Regions from separate parts of the Homo sapiens genome. Here all the other regions are linked to region 2. A link is a contact called in ENCODE Hi-C or POLR2A ChIA-PET data. All regions are on one chromosome and are shown on one strand. Each heading gives the region's core, a stretch centred on a gene start or an enhancer-like site at or near the end of the contact. The rest is flanking DNA. Distances are from core to core; before and after follow the strand shown.

Region 1 (2,913 bases), core at 342-2,841, 240 kb before region 2:
GCACAGTGGAAAGGGAGATGGAACCTGCAGACCCCAGACGTGGACATGGTCCAGGACGGCGTCAGTCCGACCCCCGCCTTTTCTGCCCACCGTGGGATCTGGAGCCCCCTGCCCACCATGTCCCCTGAGCTGGCTTGACCTTGCCGTCCTCCCCGCCCAACCCCTGCGCCGTGTGCTCTGTGCAGACACGTCCCCTGTTGAGTCTGAGATGGAGTTACCACCGCAAGCACAGGTGACGGCTGAATCCCACTGCCGCCTCCGTGGATAGGGCACCAGAAACCCTCTGGAGAGAAGGCAGCCTGCCACGCTTTGTAATGAGCAGTTCGCTTAAGGATCGTGTTAGACTCCATGGCTAGTATAGATTTCAAAGCTCGTATTTCTTTCTTTCTTTTTCTTTTTTTTTTTTTTTTGAGACAGAGTCTTGCTTTGTCGCCCAGGCTGGAGTGCAGTGGTGCGATCTCGGTTCACTGCAACCTCCGCCTCCCAGGTTCAAGTGATTCTCCTGCCTCAGCCTCCTGAGTAGCTGGGATTACAGGCGCCTGCCGCCATGCCCAGTAATTTTTTTTTTTTTTGTATTTTTAGTAGAGACGGCGTTTCACCATGTTGGCCAGGATGCTCTCAATCTCTTGACCTCATGATCCACCCACCTTGGCCTCCCAAAGGGCTCCTGTTTCATAACCCATCACCCTTAAAGAGCCGTTCTCTGAGGTGGGCCTGGGCGCCTGGGGTTTTTAGAAACCTTTTCAGGCAACCGTAGTTTGCGGTTCTAAGAGGAAAAACATCAAGAGACCTGAAGAACCCAAGCCCCACGCATCAAGGCAGCGTCCCCGGCCATGGCGGAGGGAGCCCCGCGCATCGAGGCAGCGTCCCCGGCCGTGGCGGGGGTGGAGAAGGGAGAACTGAGTTGGGTTTTGGTGTGGCTATTTCTGTGGTATTCCCTCGAAATATTTGCCACTGAAAAAATGAAAAAACTCTAAGTGCTTTTAAGTGAGTAATTTCTGTGCGAGGTCTCGGGAAGAAGAAATGTCTCTGTGTGCAGTGCCCAGGCTCCATCTGCCGGCTGTGGGGGCTCCGTCTGCCGGCTGTGGGGGGCTCCGTCTGCCGGCTGTGGGGGGCTCCATCTGCCGGCTGTGGGGGGCTCCGTCTGCCGGCTGTGGGGGCTCCGTCTGCCGGCTTTGGAGGCCCCGTCTCCCGGCTGTGGAGGTGGCAGAGCCTGGCTGGGGTCTTCCCGAGGGCCCAGCCTCCTGCTCTTCACAGGGAGCCTCAGGGAAGGTGAGGCCTCTGCCTCCCTTTCAAGCCACTGGACTTGAGCTGACCACTGATAACACTGCAGCTCCACCGCGGGCGAGCGCAGCGCTGGGGGACAGTCCTGGCCTGAGCTCCGGGCGTGCGCGGCTCCAGCTGCGTCCTGCCCGCCTCTCGCCTCACTGGAAGCAGAGCGGAACGGGGCGTGTCCGGTCCTGGCCCTTCGCGTCCCCGCAGGCCCGTCACCTCCTGCAGGAGCCCCTCTGGCTTCCCGGCAGTCTTGGCTCTGCCAGAACTGAATTCCTGTCGTCCCCATGAGGACAACCAGGATTTGCTCGGCACCGTGGCCTCTCGGGCTGACCGCTGCACCTTGCTTGCAGAAAGCCCCACCTGTGGAGGCTTGGGTGACCTTCCCTTCCTGGTCCACTGTGCCAGGTCTGGGCAGCTCCTGGCTGCTGACCTGAGACAGGTGATTCCTCCCTGCATGCCCACTGCCCCATCCGTGCATCCGTCCATCCAGTGTCTTGCACGGGCCTGCATATTCCCAGCTGCTGTGGTGAAATGTCTGCTCTGCACCACGTGACCTCGGCTGCACCCTGACCTCTGACCTCGGCTCCCAGCATGCTCCGGTCCTGCCGTGCCCTGCCCAGGCCACGTCAGCCTTCTCCTTGCTCCTACGTCTTTACCACACACAAGCCCTGCTGCCTCGAGGCCTTCGCACCTGGTGTCCCTCTGCCTAGACCCCTCCTGCGCTCTCCGCGCCGTCCATGGCCTCATTCATGCGTTCCCTTGTCCTCCTGCGGGTCTCCTCACCGTCCACAGCGCTGTTCAAGCGCTCACTCGTCCGTAAGCCTCCCTGTCCCCCGAGCGAGGCCACAGTGCTGCCCCCGCCAGCCTTGCCCGCGTTGGACATTCGTGGTTCTGTGTGCTCTTTGGCTGGCTCCATGGGGCCAGGACTTTGCTTCATTGGCTGCTATTCCCACAGTCTAGAACGGGGATGGGCAGCTGAAACAGTCATGGAGAGAGAGAGCGCTGTGGTTTCTGGGTCCAGTGAGCCACGCCTGGCGGGGGCCAAAGACATCGAAAGTGCTCCCCGTTGTTTGGTCCTGGTGTGTGGGAGGCCCTGCCATGTGCTTGTCTCACTGTGCAGGGCAGAGGAAGAAACCTCCAAGCCAGGCAGTGGTGTGTCCTGGGGAGGCCGCTTTGGGGGCAGAGCCACTGCCCTTCCCCAGCCGAGCGCCCTCTGTGCCCGCAGGCTGCACTGTGGAGAGGGCGGTGTCCTGAGGCTGAGAGATGAGGGAACTGGCCTCTGGCAAGGCAGCGTTGAAACGTGGACGTCCCCATCTTCAAAGTCGTGCTTCCCCCGGCAAGGCCCGTGTGGGCACCTGTGCCTCCTGGGTACCTGTGCCTCCTGGGTACCTGCGCCTCCTCGCATTGGCTTCAGCGACGTCTGTCACAGATTCTTACATTTAGACGTGCCATATAGTCTTCCTGGTGGAGACCAACGTCCCCTTGGCCTTGTGAAGCTTACCAGGGCCTGAATTAGGTTGGGGGGAGCAGCTGCACCTGGGGACTGTGCTGTGAAGATGCAGGAGGGCCTGACGGCGGCTCCTCCAGGCGGGACTGTGCTCTGAAGATGCAGGAGATGCAGGTGTTTGGTTTTTTGAG
Region 2 (2,753 bases), core at 1-2,500:
GGGTCAAGGACTCCACGAGGGGAGAGGGGGAGGGTCCGCTCCATGGTGCCCTTGTTTCAAGCACGTTTTCTGCTTACTGAATTCCATCAGTTAAAAGGTCTAGGAAACAGAAAAGGAAGTGGCGCGTGTCGCCGTCTGAGGATCTGCTGACGGGCCCCGGCCTCGTGGAATCCTCTTCTGCCTCTGTGGGTCTCCAGAGTTTCGGAGGCATCTCTGCTCCCACCGCGGGGTCTGGTGGCCACGGGGTCCCCAAGTCTGCAGGAGGAGCTGCTCTGTGTGGCGAGGGTGATGACCATGGCTCTTGTTCACTGAGCAGGGCCGGTGGCCAGCACTGTCCAAGTCACCAGTGCAGCCCCATAAGGCCATCTTCACAACATCCTTGGGGCCCGTTTCTCCCACTCCCGTTTCCATGGAGATGTGATTCACACAGCAATAGCCACGCCTCATGAGTGCAGAGCATGGGTCGGTGGTCAGTCCATCCACGGGGCCGTCCACCCATCACTGCCATCTGGCTCCCGGACACTCCTCTTCCCACAAGAACTCGTGTCCCTGACCAGTGACTGCACCTCTCCCCATCCAGAACACGCTTAGAACACACTTGCCTCCCCGAAAAGAACTCGTATCCCTGACCAGTGACTGCACCTCTCCCCATCCAGAACACGCTGCAAACACGCTTGCCTCCCCGAAAAGAACTCGTGTCCCTGACCAGTAACTGCACCTCTCCCCATCCAGAACACGCTGCAAACACGCTTGCCTCCCCGAAAAGAACCCGTGTCCCTGAGCAGTGACTGCATCTCTCCCCATACAGAACACGCTGCGAACACGCTTGCCTCCCCGAAAAGAACCCGTGTCCCTGAGCAGTGACTGCACCTCCTTTCCCAGTCGGCTTCTGTCTGTGGACACGCCTTCTCTGGACACTGCATATAAACAGAACACAGTCTTCATGTCTGGTGTCCTTCCCTGAGCACTGTGTGTTACAGCCTCAGCACCCGTTAGAGCTTCCTTCCTCTCCGTGGCCGGGTGACCCGCGTGTGGATGGGCCACGTCCTCTCCCTCTCTGTGGCTGGGTGAGACCCGCGTGTGGATGGACCACTGTAGTATTCTGTTTTCACACTGCTAATAAGGACATACCCGAGACTGGGAAAAAAAGAGGTTTAACGGGACTTACAATTGCACATGGTTGGGGAGGCCTCAGAATCACGGTGGGAGGCAAAAGGCACTTCTTACACGGCAGGAGCAAGAGAAAATGAGGAAGAAGCAAAAGCGGAAATCCTGATCAACCAGTCAGATCTCGTGAGACTTACTCACTATCACGAGAATAGCACGGGAAAGACCAGCCACCATGATTCAATTACCTCCCGCTGGGTCCCTCCCACAACGCGCAGGAATTCTGGGAAATACAATTCAAGTTGAGATTTGGGTGGGGACACAGCAAAACCATATCACCCATGTCCCTTCCTCTCTCCGTGGCCGGTGACCCCATGTGGACGGACCGTCACCCATGTCCCTTCCTCTCTCCGTGGCCGGTGACCCCACGTGGACGGACCGTCACCCATGTCCCTTCCTCTCTCCGTGGCCGGTGACCCCACGTGGACGGACCGTCACCCATGTCCCTTCCTCTCTTTGTGGCCGTTGGCCCCATGTGGACGGACTGTGTCCCTCCCCCACTCAGTAGTTGCCTCTGCTTGGGAGCTCTTGTGAGCAGTGCTGCTGTGTGAAATGTAGAAACTGAGGCAGGAGGAGACTCCCTGTAACCCAAGGTCCCAAGCTAATAAGGTGGGGCCAGTCTCAACGGACCCCTGCCCAGGGCAATGCTCTGACCCTGCCCTCCTCAGTCACAACCTGCAGCTACACTAGGCCCCCACCTCTGAGCTGCAGGAGAAGCCTGTCTCCTGTGCTGTCCCAGTGAGGCAGGGAGTGCAGGTGGGGCCACAGCACCCCAAACCCCCCAGCACCCCCTGCCCCGGGGCCACAGCACCCCCAAACCCCCCAGCACCCCCTGCCCCACCATCCCCTCCACCCCATCTCCCGCGGCCTCCAGGGTCTCACTGACCTCGGCTGTGCATGGGAACCAAGTGAGGGCGGGATTGGGAGCCCATCCCTGCAGAGGAGGCTGGGATCAGAAGGCCCCAGCGGAGCCCAGAGAGGGGGTTCATCAGACCGTGACTCAGGCTGGCAGAGCTTGGTGGCCCCAGACAGGATCCGTCCACATGAGACAGGTGCACCTCGAGAGCAGCCGCCGCCCACACTGCAGGCCAGGCATTGGCCGGAGCCCTGCGCCAGGTGGGAGCTGCCCTGGGACCTGGGGGACCCTCCAGCCACCACGAACCTTGAGTCAAATTGTTCACATTCTTTGTGGCTGGGATAAAGGATAAGGACATTTTTGTGGCAAGAACAAAACTGTTGACCTTGGAGTTGAATATTTTTGAACAGCTTTTGACTCTAGACAAGATTAAAAGTCGGGAAAGATCGATGTTGTGTTTGGGGGAAGCTGGTGAGTGCAGCCTCGGGGAAGCACTCTGATGCCCCCACACCGCACCCTGCGACCGAGGGCTGACATGAGGGGAAGGAGGGTTATTCCTGTGACTTTGCTGGCCAGAGCTCCAGGGGGCATAGACTCCCTGCCCAGACCTGCAGTTCAGCTTCTCTGCTGTTCGCACCCCTAGGACACCAAGAGGTGCTGGTGCCTGCACCAGGCAGCTTCGGGGGCACAGCCCGAGCTCCAGGGTGCCCAGGAACCGCCCACACAAGAC
Region 3 (2,958 bases), core at 444-2,943, 180 kb before region 2:
TGGAAAGTGAGGGAAATCTGCTTCCCCAGAGAACCAGTAAACGCAGAGCTGACCACATCAGTAAGGTGCTTTTCTGTCCACGTCCCTTCCTCCTCTGGTCGCCTCGTCATGGCCAGGGTGCCGCTCCGCCGAGGTAGACGGGGCTTCCCACCACCTCCTGCCCCTCGCTGTCAGATCTGCTGGCTCAGATCTAGATTAGGAAATATCTAGCAGTTTCTCCCATGTTCATGTCCCAGAACGGGAACATGTTCTGGGGACAGAGCCTGAGGCCACGGCAGCTGTGAGGATGCGAGCATTGGGCCCAGCCTGGGTGCATGGCAGGGCCAGGTGGGTCCCAGGCTTCCTCAGCCCCCGCACCTGCAGCCTGTCAGTGATTCAGCCATCATCCCCAAGGAGATGAACATGGGGCACCTCCTCCGGCCCAGGGCACCCCAGCAGAGACCCCCAGCTGGCAGAGACCCCCAGCAGAGACACCCCCAACAGAGACCCCCCCCAGCAGAGACCCTCCTGGCAGAGACCACCCCAACAGAGACCGCCCAGCAGAGACCCTCCTGGCAGAGACCCCCCCCCAGCAGAGAACCCCCCAGCAGAGACCCTCTAGCAGAGACCCTCCAGCAGAGACCCCCCGGTAGAGATCCCCTGACAGAGACCCCCCCAGCAGAGACCCCCCCCCAGCAGAGACCCCCCAGCAGAGACCCCCTGGCAGAGACCCCCCCCGGTAGAGACCCCCGGTAGAGACCCCTGGCAGAGACCCCCTGGCAGAGACCCCCCCAGCAGAGACCCCCGGTAGAGACCCCCTGGCAGAGACCCCCTGGCAGAGACCCCCCGGTAGAGACCCCCTGGCAGAGACCCCCCGGTAAAGACCCCCTGGGAGACCCCCCGGCAGAGACCCCTCAGCCCCACCCGGACCCCAGCCGGGACAGCGGGGCCCGCACCCACTGACAGTCCATCTCTGCTGCAGGGGACCAGCCTCTCTACAGCATTCCCATCGAGAACATCCTGGCAGTGGAGAAGCTGGAGGAGGAGTCTTTCAAAATGAAAAACGTGAGTGTGGGGCCCCCAAGCCTCTCTTTCGGGTTGAGGCCTGGCCAGGTTTTCTCTGCTCTCTTCCCGTACCTGGCCCTGGGCTCACCCTTCCCCACCCACTGCACTCCAGGCTTCTCAGAGTCTTCGTGTTACTCGGGTTGTTCACCAGGTGCTGGTGAGTTTGTGTCGGAATCTCGCATCAAAGCAGCCACACTCTCTGTGCCCGGGGTCACCGGGGTGGGGTGGAACCTGCCGGAAGGTGGGGCCTGAGCTGCTTCAGGTGGCGTCCCCCGCAGGGTCCCCAATGTCAAGGGGCCCTCTGTCAAAGACATCCCAGAAGCAGGCTTGGGACCGTCTGGAATTCCTTTTGGAAGCTTTTTTATTTTGATATAATTTTGAATTTATAGAAGTTGCACGAGTAGAACAAGTACTTTCCACACACCCTTGACCCAGACCCGTGTGTGGCCTCGTTCCCCGGTCACGCTTGACCCGGGCCCACGTGTGGCCTCGTTCCCCGGTCACGCTTGACCCGGACCCACATGTCGCCTCGTTCCCCAGTCACACTTGTTCCTTCTCCCTTCACGGTCCCGCCCGTGCTTTTCTGAATGTATCAACACTTCCAAGTGTGTTTCCCACCGTGCAGTCCCCAAAACCACAGCAGCCACCATCGCACGTCGCCGGCGCGACCACATTCGAGTTTGCCGCTGTCCAGTCCCGTTCTTCCGGCTGTGGTTCCTTCCCCTCTGGATCCAGTCTGCGCTGCATTCTGCTGCCCCCTCCGTCTGGCCCACTGGACACTCCCAGCCTTTCTTTGTGTGTGGTGGCCTTGGCATCTTTGAGGCGTGCAGGCCTTCGGTTTTCTGGACATCCCTCCCTGTGGGTTTGTCGGATGTGCCGACGTGGCAGGTTCTGATGATGCATTTCTGGCGGGAATCCCCTAGAGGTGTCCGTGGCGTCACCATTGTGTGGTGGCCTCCCAGAGTCGGCCGCTGGCCACGTTCTCCCTGGTGACTCAGTGCCCCTTCAGCCAGTGACCCCGCCGTCCGTGCCATCCTGAGGCTGACCCCGTACCCTGACACATGCTGGCTGGGACAAGCCTTCTGTGCCCCGACTGCAGCATGAGGGTCATAGAACAGTTGCAGGGAAGGCACAGTCCCTGGGCCTCGTGCCAAAGTTGACGCATGTTCCTTACCATTGGCAGAATTTTACTAGCATGTTATTCACAGGCAGTCCAGACAGATCCTGCAAAAGGCATAAGTTTGGAGAGTAATTTGAAGAGGAGGGCATGGGAAGAGGAGGGCTGGGAAGAGGAGGGCTGGGAAGAGAAGGGTTGGGAAGAGGGGGAGATGGGAAGAGGAGGGTGTGGGCTCAATGCCTGCTGACTGAGGGGGATGGCCGGAACCTGGCCCTGAGACCGTCCCTCGAAGGAAGCAGTGTGGACATGTCCTGGAAGCACCTCCAGCCCTTCACATAGATTCCCAATAATTCCCTAGTTTCAGCCGCCTGTTCCCAGCTGTTCATTCCCACTGACTTCCTCAGAGCCCGATTCCCCTGAGGCCACTGCCAGGCCAGGCTCTCACCAGCTGGGGAGACCTTTCTGAAGGCTGCTCCTGGTGGCAGGGCCGAGCCTGGGATGATGGCCAGGACGCCCTCCATGGGGGATCACAGCCATGCACGGGGGCGTCCAGTCCGAGACCTATACACATGTGCCGGGTGCAAGGCGGGAGGCTCCTGGCCTCTGTAAATAAGACCTCAGCTGTTCACCAGAAACCTGGAGCCCAAATCCTCCCCAGATGAGTGCAGAAGGCCCGTCCCCTAGAGAAGGCCACTGTCCCCCTGACTCCTGACTTAAGGGCAAGTCCCACATGAGAGCCCTCCCAACCTCCAGTCAGTCTCCTACTCAGAAAACCTGTCTTCTGTGTGCAACAGAGC
Region 4 (2,851 bases), core at 287-2,786, 220 kb before region 2:
GCTCTGGGGCTGCAGCCACAGGGCGGGAAGGCCACACCCAACCTCCAGACCCCAGAGTCTCAGGACAGCAGCGGAGGCCCCACCTCCCACACCTGCCTGGGCAGCACAGACCCAGTTCCATTCCCCCTGTGAGCGCTGGGTCAAGTGTGGGGGTGCCGTGGGGCGTGGTGTCAGTGTGGGGGTGCCGTGGAACGTGGTGTCAAGTGTGGGGGTTCCGTGGGGCGTGGTGTCAAGTGTGGGGGTGCCGTGGAACGTGGTATGAAGTGTGGGGTGCCGTGGAACGTGGTGTCAGTGCGGGGGTGCCGTGGGGCGTGGTGTCAGTGTGGGGGTGCCGTGGGGCGTGGTGTCAGTGTGGGGGTGCCGTGGGGCGTGGTGTCAGTGTGGGGGTGCCGTGGGGCGTGGTGTCAGTGTGGGGGTGCCGTGGAACATGGTATGAAGTGTGGGGGTGCCATGGAACGTGGTGTCAAGTGTAGGGGTGCTGTGGGGTGTGGTGTCAGTGTGGGGGTGCCGTGGAACGTGGTATCAAGTGTGGGGGTGCCGTGGGGCGTGTTGTCAGTGTGGGGGTGCCATGGAACGTGGTGTCAAGTGTGGGGGTGCCGTGGAACGTGGTGTCAAGTGTGGGGGTGCTGTGGGGCGTGGTGTCAGTGTGGGGGTGCCGTGGGGCGTGGTGTCAGTGTGGGGGTGCCGTGGGGTGTGGTGTCAGTGCGGGGGTTCCGTGGAACGTGGTGTCAAGTGTGGGGGTGCTGTGGGGCATGGTATCAAGTGTGGGGGTGCTGTGGGGTGTGGTGTCAGTGTGGGGGTGCCGTGGAACGTGGTATCAAGTGTGGGGGTGCCGTGGAACATGGTATCAAGTGTGGGGGTGCTTTGGGGTGTGGTGTCAGTGTGGGGGTGCCGTGGAACGTGGTGTCAAGTGTGGGGGTGCTGTGGGGCATGGTATCAAGTGTGGGGGTGCTGTGGGGTGTGGTGTCAGTGTGGGGGTGCCGTGGAACGTGGTATCAAGTGTGGGGGTGCCGTGGGGCGTGGTGTCAGTGTGGGGGTGCCGTGGGGCGTGGTGTCAGTGTGGGGGTGCCGTGGGGCGTGGTGTCAGTGTGGGGGTGCCATGGAACGTGGTGTCAAGTGTAGGGGTGCCGTGGGACGTGTTGTCAGTGTGGGGGTGCCGTGGAACGTGGTGCCAAGTGTGGGGGTGCCGTGGGGCATAGTATCAAGTGTGGGGGTGCCGTGGGGCTGCACCGACGCGGTGTCAAGTGAGGGCTGAAGGGCTTTATGTTCCACTCCCTGACCAGGGGCTTCGGGGTGTGCACCCTGGCAGGGCAGGCTGCGCCCACGACCCAGGCACCCCGAGGGTTCACAGGCAAGGGTTTCAGAAGGTGGGGAGGCTGAGGTTGTGGCAAAGTCATAAATCAGTACATGGAGGCCGTATGTCAGTTTGACCTGAGAAGGCAGACATCACGACGTGTGGCCCATGGGTCGGATATAGAGCGTTTTTGATTTGTGATTGGTTAAGGAGGAGAAGCTTTGTCCAAACAATTGAGATCAGCAGAAAAGAATGTTGGCTCTGGCCCACAGGCATGACCCCTCCTGGCCCCTGAGGAAGAAATTCAGAATAGAGCCGGGTTCAGGGTTCGGGCCTGTGATCCCCCCTGCATTTGTGGTCTGTGTTGGTAGATCTGTTTGGTGAGGGTCTCGGTTTTTGAAAAACAATTTAGGGACATATGTTAAGATGCTATTTTTAACTTGTATAGGGAATAAATATCTCCTGACTAATTTTTTGGCTATTATTTTATTATTTATTTTGCTTGTTAGGTGATTTACCACTCAAGGCTGGCTAGGTGTCTGATATATTTTTGAAGGAACTCGAAGGTTTTTTAATCATTTAGGTGGGTGGGGCCTAAGCGAGGTCCCTGCTCCATCCGAGGTTCTGCACCAGGCCACGTGCTGCAGGGCTGCTGTCGGTTCTGCCGTCCACGTCTTAGCGCCAGGCATTCTGCCCGTCTGTCCCACCCTCCCACAGGCAGGGACAAGCCCTGGGGAACACGCCTTGGCCTTCCCGGAGCCTCAGGAGCTAGAGCTAAGGGCCGGGCCAGGCAGAGCCCCTGAAGCATGGATGAGTCTGTGTTTATCCCATCCATTCATTGCCATTCAGGCTGGAGCAAATACAGGGACAGCGGCACACACAGGTAGGCACACATAGCCGCACACACACACAGGTGGACACAGTCACACATACACACAGGCGGTGCACACACAGGCAGACATGCACACACAGTCGCATGTACAGACAGGCGGACAAACACACATACACAGGTGGACACACAGCCACGCGCACAGACAGGCAGACACAGTCGCGCACACACACAGAAGGACATGCACACAGCCACACACTACAGACAGGTAGACACACACAGAGTTGCATGCACATACAGGCAGATGCACACACAGCTGCTTGCACACAGACAGACATGCACACATAGTCGCACACACACACAGAAGGACACACACAGCCAAACACACAGACAGGCAGATGCACATACAGACAGGCAGACACCGACAGGCAGACACACACAGTTTCATGCAAACACAGGCAGACACACAGCCGTGTGCACACAGACGGACACGCACACACAATCGCACGCCCACACAGACACATAGCCACATGCACAGACAGGCAGACACACACAGCTGCATGCACACACAGGCGAACATGCACACAGGTGGACACATACAAGCAGATACACACAATCACATGCACACACAGGTAGACACACAGTCGCATGCACACAGGTGGACACAGCCACACACAGATGGACACACAGTTGCACGCACACAGGCAGACACACAGCCGCACACACAG
Region 5 (3,170 bases), core at 369-2,868, 150 kb before region 2:
GTGGAGCCCAGGTGTGGGCTGAGCTGCTGGGGCTGAGCCAGGCTCAAGGCCCTGGCACCAGGCTGTGGAAAGTGCCGATAGCAAATACCGGAGGGCCGGGCATGGGCACAGGTCGGGGAGAAACTCAAGTTAGCTGTAGCCATGGCTGAGAGTTGAGCTCTGCTGTGGGTGGCTGTGGGCGGCTTGGGGCAGGTCCTGAGCTCCGGTAGCTGCGGTGTAATGGTGCTGACGGCTCTGTCCTTCCTCCCCAGAGTCCGAAGATCAAGGGAAAGACCCAAGCAGTAACGCGGAAGATGCCAGCTGGTAAGCAGCCTGTCCGACGCTGGCCTTTGTGAAGGTGGAGCTGGGAAAAGTGAGGTGGACACAGGAGAGGGTGGGGTGTGGGAGTGGTACCCGGGCATCAAGGTAGACACTTAGAAGGGGACAGAGGGAGCCCTGGGTCCTGCGAAGACCCCGCGCAGGGCCTGGATGGGAGGGCTGGGAAATCCTCCTTATTTTGAGAGGAATTCAGCGTGGGAACAGGACCCACCTGTAGCGGGGTGGTGTCCTCAGGACTCGGGCCCTGGCCTGAGGGTCACACAGCTGCATCCCTCTCAGTAGACACCCCATGGCCCTCTGGGGAAGGAGGCGTCGTCTCACTAGTGGACTGCTGGGCCCACCTTAGATGTAAACAACTCGAGTGCTCCTTTAGGGAGAGGGCGTGGGGCCCTGGACAGCACATCCCCACTTCGTACTGCCGAGTTCTTGCCTCCCTGCACCTCGCGTCCCGTTCTAACCCAGCTCTGGTTCTCCCACCCACTCACCCTCCTGCCATCAAAGAAGACTTAAAAGTCATTGAATTCCTCAAAAATTTGTCTCAGATCTAACAAAGTCGATTTACCAGCACCATGGCAAGGCACGGGCCAAGTCCCCCTTATTTACAAATGGCTCCCGTTGAGTGGAGACCAAGGAAGGTGTCCGGCCGCCGAAGCGGCCAAAGGTGCAATCAGTTGGTGAGAGTGAGTGTTCGTGTGTTAGACAGGATGTGTGCGGCGCCTGGAGCCTCCCACTCCGTAGAGCTCAGGGAAGCTGATGGCCTTGGTGAGGGCAGTTGAGCTGGGAAGACCACACACCTTTAGGGTGGCAAAGCTGAAAGCGTCTGCTCACGTTGGCCAAGTCAGTCAATACCCTCGGCCAAGTCAACGCCATTGCAGATGGTGGCGGAGCCCCTGTCATCCTCACTGCCTGTTGCATTCCTCTTGCCCCTGGCCACACACCATAGCAGACCACAGAAGGGGTCACGAGGTTGGTGCGAGTAACAGCAGGGCCAACCGTGGACCCTCCAGCCTACTGGCCAGCATGGCCCATTTGGTATCCACATGGAGTGTGGATCTGCGACAGGGTGGCTGCATCTTCTCATCAGATTTTGGTTCTTTGAGCAAGGTTAGACCCTGCTTTCCAAAATAAGCCCAGGTTGGCTGTAATCCCAGTCCAGACCCTGGCTGTACAGGGTAAGTTTTCCAGGCAAGATGGGCCAGCAGAGGGAGCCAGGAGGGCCAGGCTGTGGGGCCCTTCAGAGCCAGAACTCTGTGCTGGGTCAGGGCACCTCATAGGTGCCCACCAGACCCCAGGGGCACCAGCCTCAAGCCCAAGGAGACAGACCCAGAGGAGACCAGGAGCTGCCCGCAGCTATCTGCCGTCTCTTCCAAACCACTTTCCCTGCTCCTCCCGCAGTCAGAAAAACCTAGCACAAGACAAGAAGGAAAGCTTCAGCACCCTTGGGAAGCTGGGTCATGAGAGTGGAAAACAAGACCCAGAGAGGGAGAAGAGCGACTTGGAGGCCAGCATGCAGGAGGTGCAGGAAGGCGAGCACGCAGACGGAGGCTTGCAGGAGGCCAAGGTTGGGCCACGCTGAGGAGCGGTGCATTTTTTCCTCTTGCCTTGGAGCCCGGCCTTCACTTAACCTCTTTGGTCTTACAGGAACAGGAGGCAGAGTCCATAAAGCTAAATGACCTTCAGGAAGAAGAGGTAAGAGCTTTTCCCTTTAGTAATAGAAGTGAGAAGGGAGGCCTGTCCAGGCGGGAGTTCTGCCGGAGCCTGGACCTGCCCGGGACGGTGGCCTGGGGGTCAGCTCAGCAGGCGCCAGGCTGTGAAGCTGGACTGACTGGGCCCCTGCTACCCTAGAGAGGCTTGGGGCCAAGCTCTGAGACTCTTTACCCGATCCCAGGGCAGCCTGACCCCTGCTTGCCAAACGTGCAGTCACTAAAGGTGTATGAGGCCCTGAGAGGAGGTGCCCTCAGCTTGACCTTGGCCCAGAAAACACCCAGAGCCCCAGGCTTGATGTGTTGTCCAGGGACACGTCATGCTGTGGGGGTTCTCACGTGGCACCGTGTGAAGGAAAGTGGCTTTTGTTCTCCCTCCAAGCTGTGTGGTGGGGACGGTAACACAACCAGACACGCTGCTTGCCAGGCGGGCCTTGCTTTCATTCCAGGGCTCTTGGGAAGTCCTTCACCCACCCCCAGACACTGCCCTTGGAGTTGACTCAAATGCTCCCATCAGACACACGTTCTGGGCTGGCCCAGGTGCCCCGTTGGAGGCCTTGGGACAGCAAAACCCTGAGCCGCTGAAGCCGTTCACATCCCGGGGGGGGTCTCCTGCTCCTTGGTGTGGAGTGTGGCCCACAGGCAGGCTGTGGGGCAGGAGTGCTGCCTTGTCGAGCAGGGCTGGGGTGGGAGCAGCCCGGCTCCCCAAGATCTGGGCATTGCCCCATCTCCTGGAGGCCCGAGTTCTCAGAGGATGAGGTTGGAGGAGACCCTCTGGGGTCTCAGGGCCCTGATGGGAGGTGAGTAGGGAGGGGTGAGAAAGCCATATCCCTCCTACATCCTTCTCCTACATGGGCACCTCACAGTCCATACTGCCGTCAGCTCTGCCCAGCGTCCCAGGAGCCCTCGTTCAGCATTGCCAGGATCTGGGGACCTGATGGTCATCACCAGGGTCTGCCCCGGCTGCCCCAAGGGCCAGGGGCCACTGTTCCTCCCAGGGAATCAACGTTCCTCTCCAGCTCACCCAAGCCTGCCATCCACACCTCTGTGGTTTCCATTCGCAGAAAGCATCTGTGTTTGTGGAGATTGATCTGGGAGACCATGCTGAGGAGGTAAAAATGGAAAACCGCAAGACAAGCAGAGCCAAAG

The links. Hi-C counts contacts between places; a loop is a spot of excess contacts on that map. ChIA-PET counts read pairs that join two places held with the same protein, here RNA polymerase II (POLR2A). Pooled maps may share reads with other maps.
Region 1: a map of astrocyte of the cerebellum shows a loop between it and region 2 (16-fold over the local background). The contact joins the enhancer-like site here to the promoter of GAS6-AS1 in region 2. A Hi-C loop is called at or near these places in 5 of 168 maps with a recorded cell type or tissue (CD8-positive, alpha-beta T cell, astrocyte of the cerebellum, naive thymus-derived CD4-positive, alpha-beta T cell and 1 more), 5 of 37 single-sample maps with no recorded cell type and 15 of 50 pooled maps. POLR2A ChIA-PET finds 5 or more read pairs at or near these places in 2 of 52 experiments (AG04450 and Panc1).
Region 3: a map of CD8-positive, alpha-beta T cell shows a loop between it and region 2 (5-fold over the local background). The contact joins the enhancer-like site here to the promoter of GAS6-AS1 in region 2. A Hi-C loop is called at or near these places in 2 of 168 maps with a recorded cell type or tissue (CD8-positive, alpha-beta T cell and naive thymus-derived CD4-positive, alpha-beta T cell) and 5 of 50 pooled maps.
Region 4: a loop to region 2 is called in a map of IMR-90, with 3 times the contacts of the local background. The contact joins the enhancer-like site here to the promoter of GAS6-AS1 in region 2. A Hi-C loop is called at or near these places in 4 of 168 maps with a recorded cell type or tissue (IMR-90, OCI-LY7, chondrocyte and 1 more), 3 of 37 single-sample maps with no recorded cell type and 6 of 50 pooled maps. POLR2A ChIA-PET finds 5 or more read pairs at or near these places in 1 of 52 experiments (Panc1).
Region 5: a pooled map shows a loop between it and region 2 (2.9-fold over the local background). The contact joins the enhancer-like site here to the promoter of GAS6-AS1 in region 2. A Hi-C loop is called at or near these places in 3 of 37 single-sample maps with no recorded cell type and 10 of 50 pooled maps.

The regions. Positions count from the first base shown.
Region 1 is chr13:114,059,174-114,062,086 of GRCh38, reverse strand. All of the region lies in intron 2 of RASA3 (RAS p21 protein activator 3), which reads left to right. Among named protein-coding and RNA genes, the nearest start is that of RASA3-IT1, 49 kb to the left of the region's middle. Within about 2 kb of position 1,591, at least 4 of the 41 ENCODE cell types and tissues checked have a DNase peak (open chromatin) inside an H3K27ac peak, as active enhancers do.
Region 2 is chr13:113,814,107-113,816,859 of GRCh38, reverse strand. GAS6-AS1 (GAS6 antisense RNA 1) reads right to left here and starts at 1,250. Exons shown (of 5, transcript NR_044995.2): 1 at 1,169-1,250. TMEM255B (transmembrane protein 255B) reads right to left here. Exons shown (of 9, transcript NM_182614.4): 9 at 1-2,753. RefSeq lists enhancers at 827-946, 1,007-1,246, 1,297-1,366.
Region 3 is chr13:113,997,671-114,000,628 of GRCh38, reverse strand. RASA3 (RAS p21 protein activator 3) reads left to right here. Exons shown (of 24, transcript NM_007368.4): 20 at 962-1,044. Among named protein-coding and RNA genes, the nearest start is that of C13orf46, 25 kb to the right of the region's middle. Within about 2 kb of position 1,693, at least 13 of the 41 ENCODE cell types and tissues checked have a DNase peak (open chromatin) inside an H3K27ac peak, as active enhancers do.
Region 4 is chr13:114,030,989-114,033,839 of GRCh38, reverse strand. All of the region lies in intron 4 of RASA3 (RAS p21 protein activator 3), which reads left to right. Among named protein-coding and RNA genes, the nearest start is that of C13orf46, 58 kb to the right of the region's middle. RefSeq lists an enhancer at 1,708-2,649. Within about 2 kb of position 1,536, at least 4 of the 41 ENCODE cell types and tissues checked have a DNase peak (open chromatin) inside an H3K27ac peak, as active enhancers do.
Region 5 is chr13:113,967,304-113,970,473 of GRCh38, reverse strand. It overlaps C13orf46 (chromosome 13 open reading frame 46), which reads left to right. Exons shown (of 7, transcript NM_001365455.2): 2 at 252-303; 3 at 1,714-1,879; 4 at 1,960-2,007; 5 at 3,086-3,133. Among named protein-coding and RNA genes, the nearest start is that of C13orf46, 5.2 kb to the left of the region's middle. Within about 2 kb of position 1,618, at least 3 of the 41 ENCODE cell types and tissues checked have a DNase peak (open chromatin) inside an H3K27ac peak, as active enhancers do.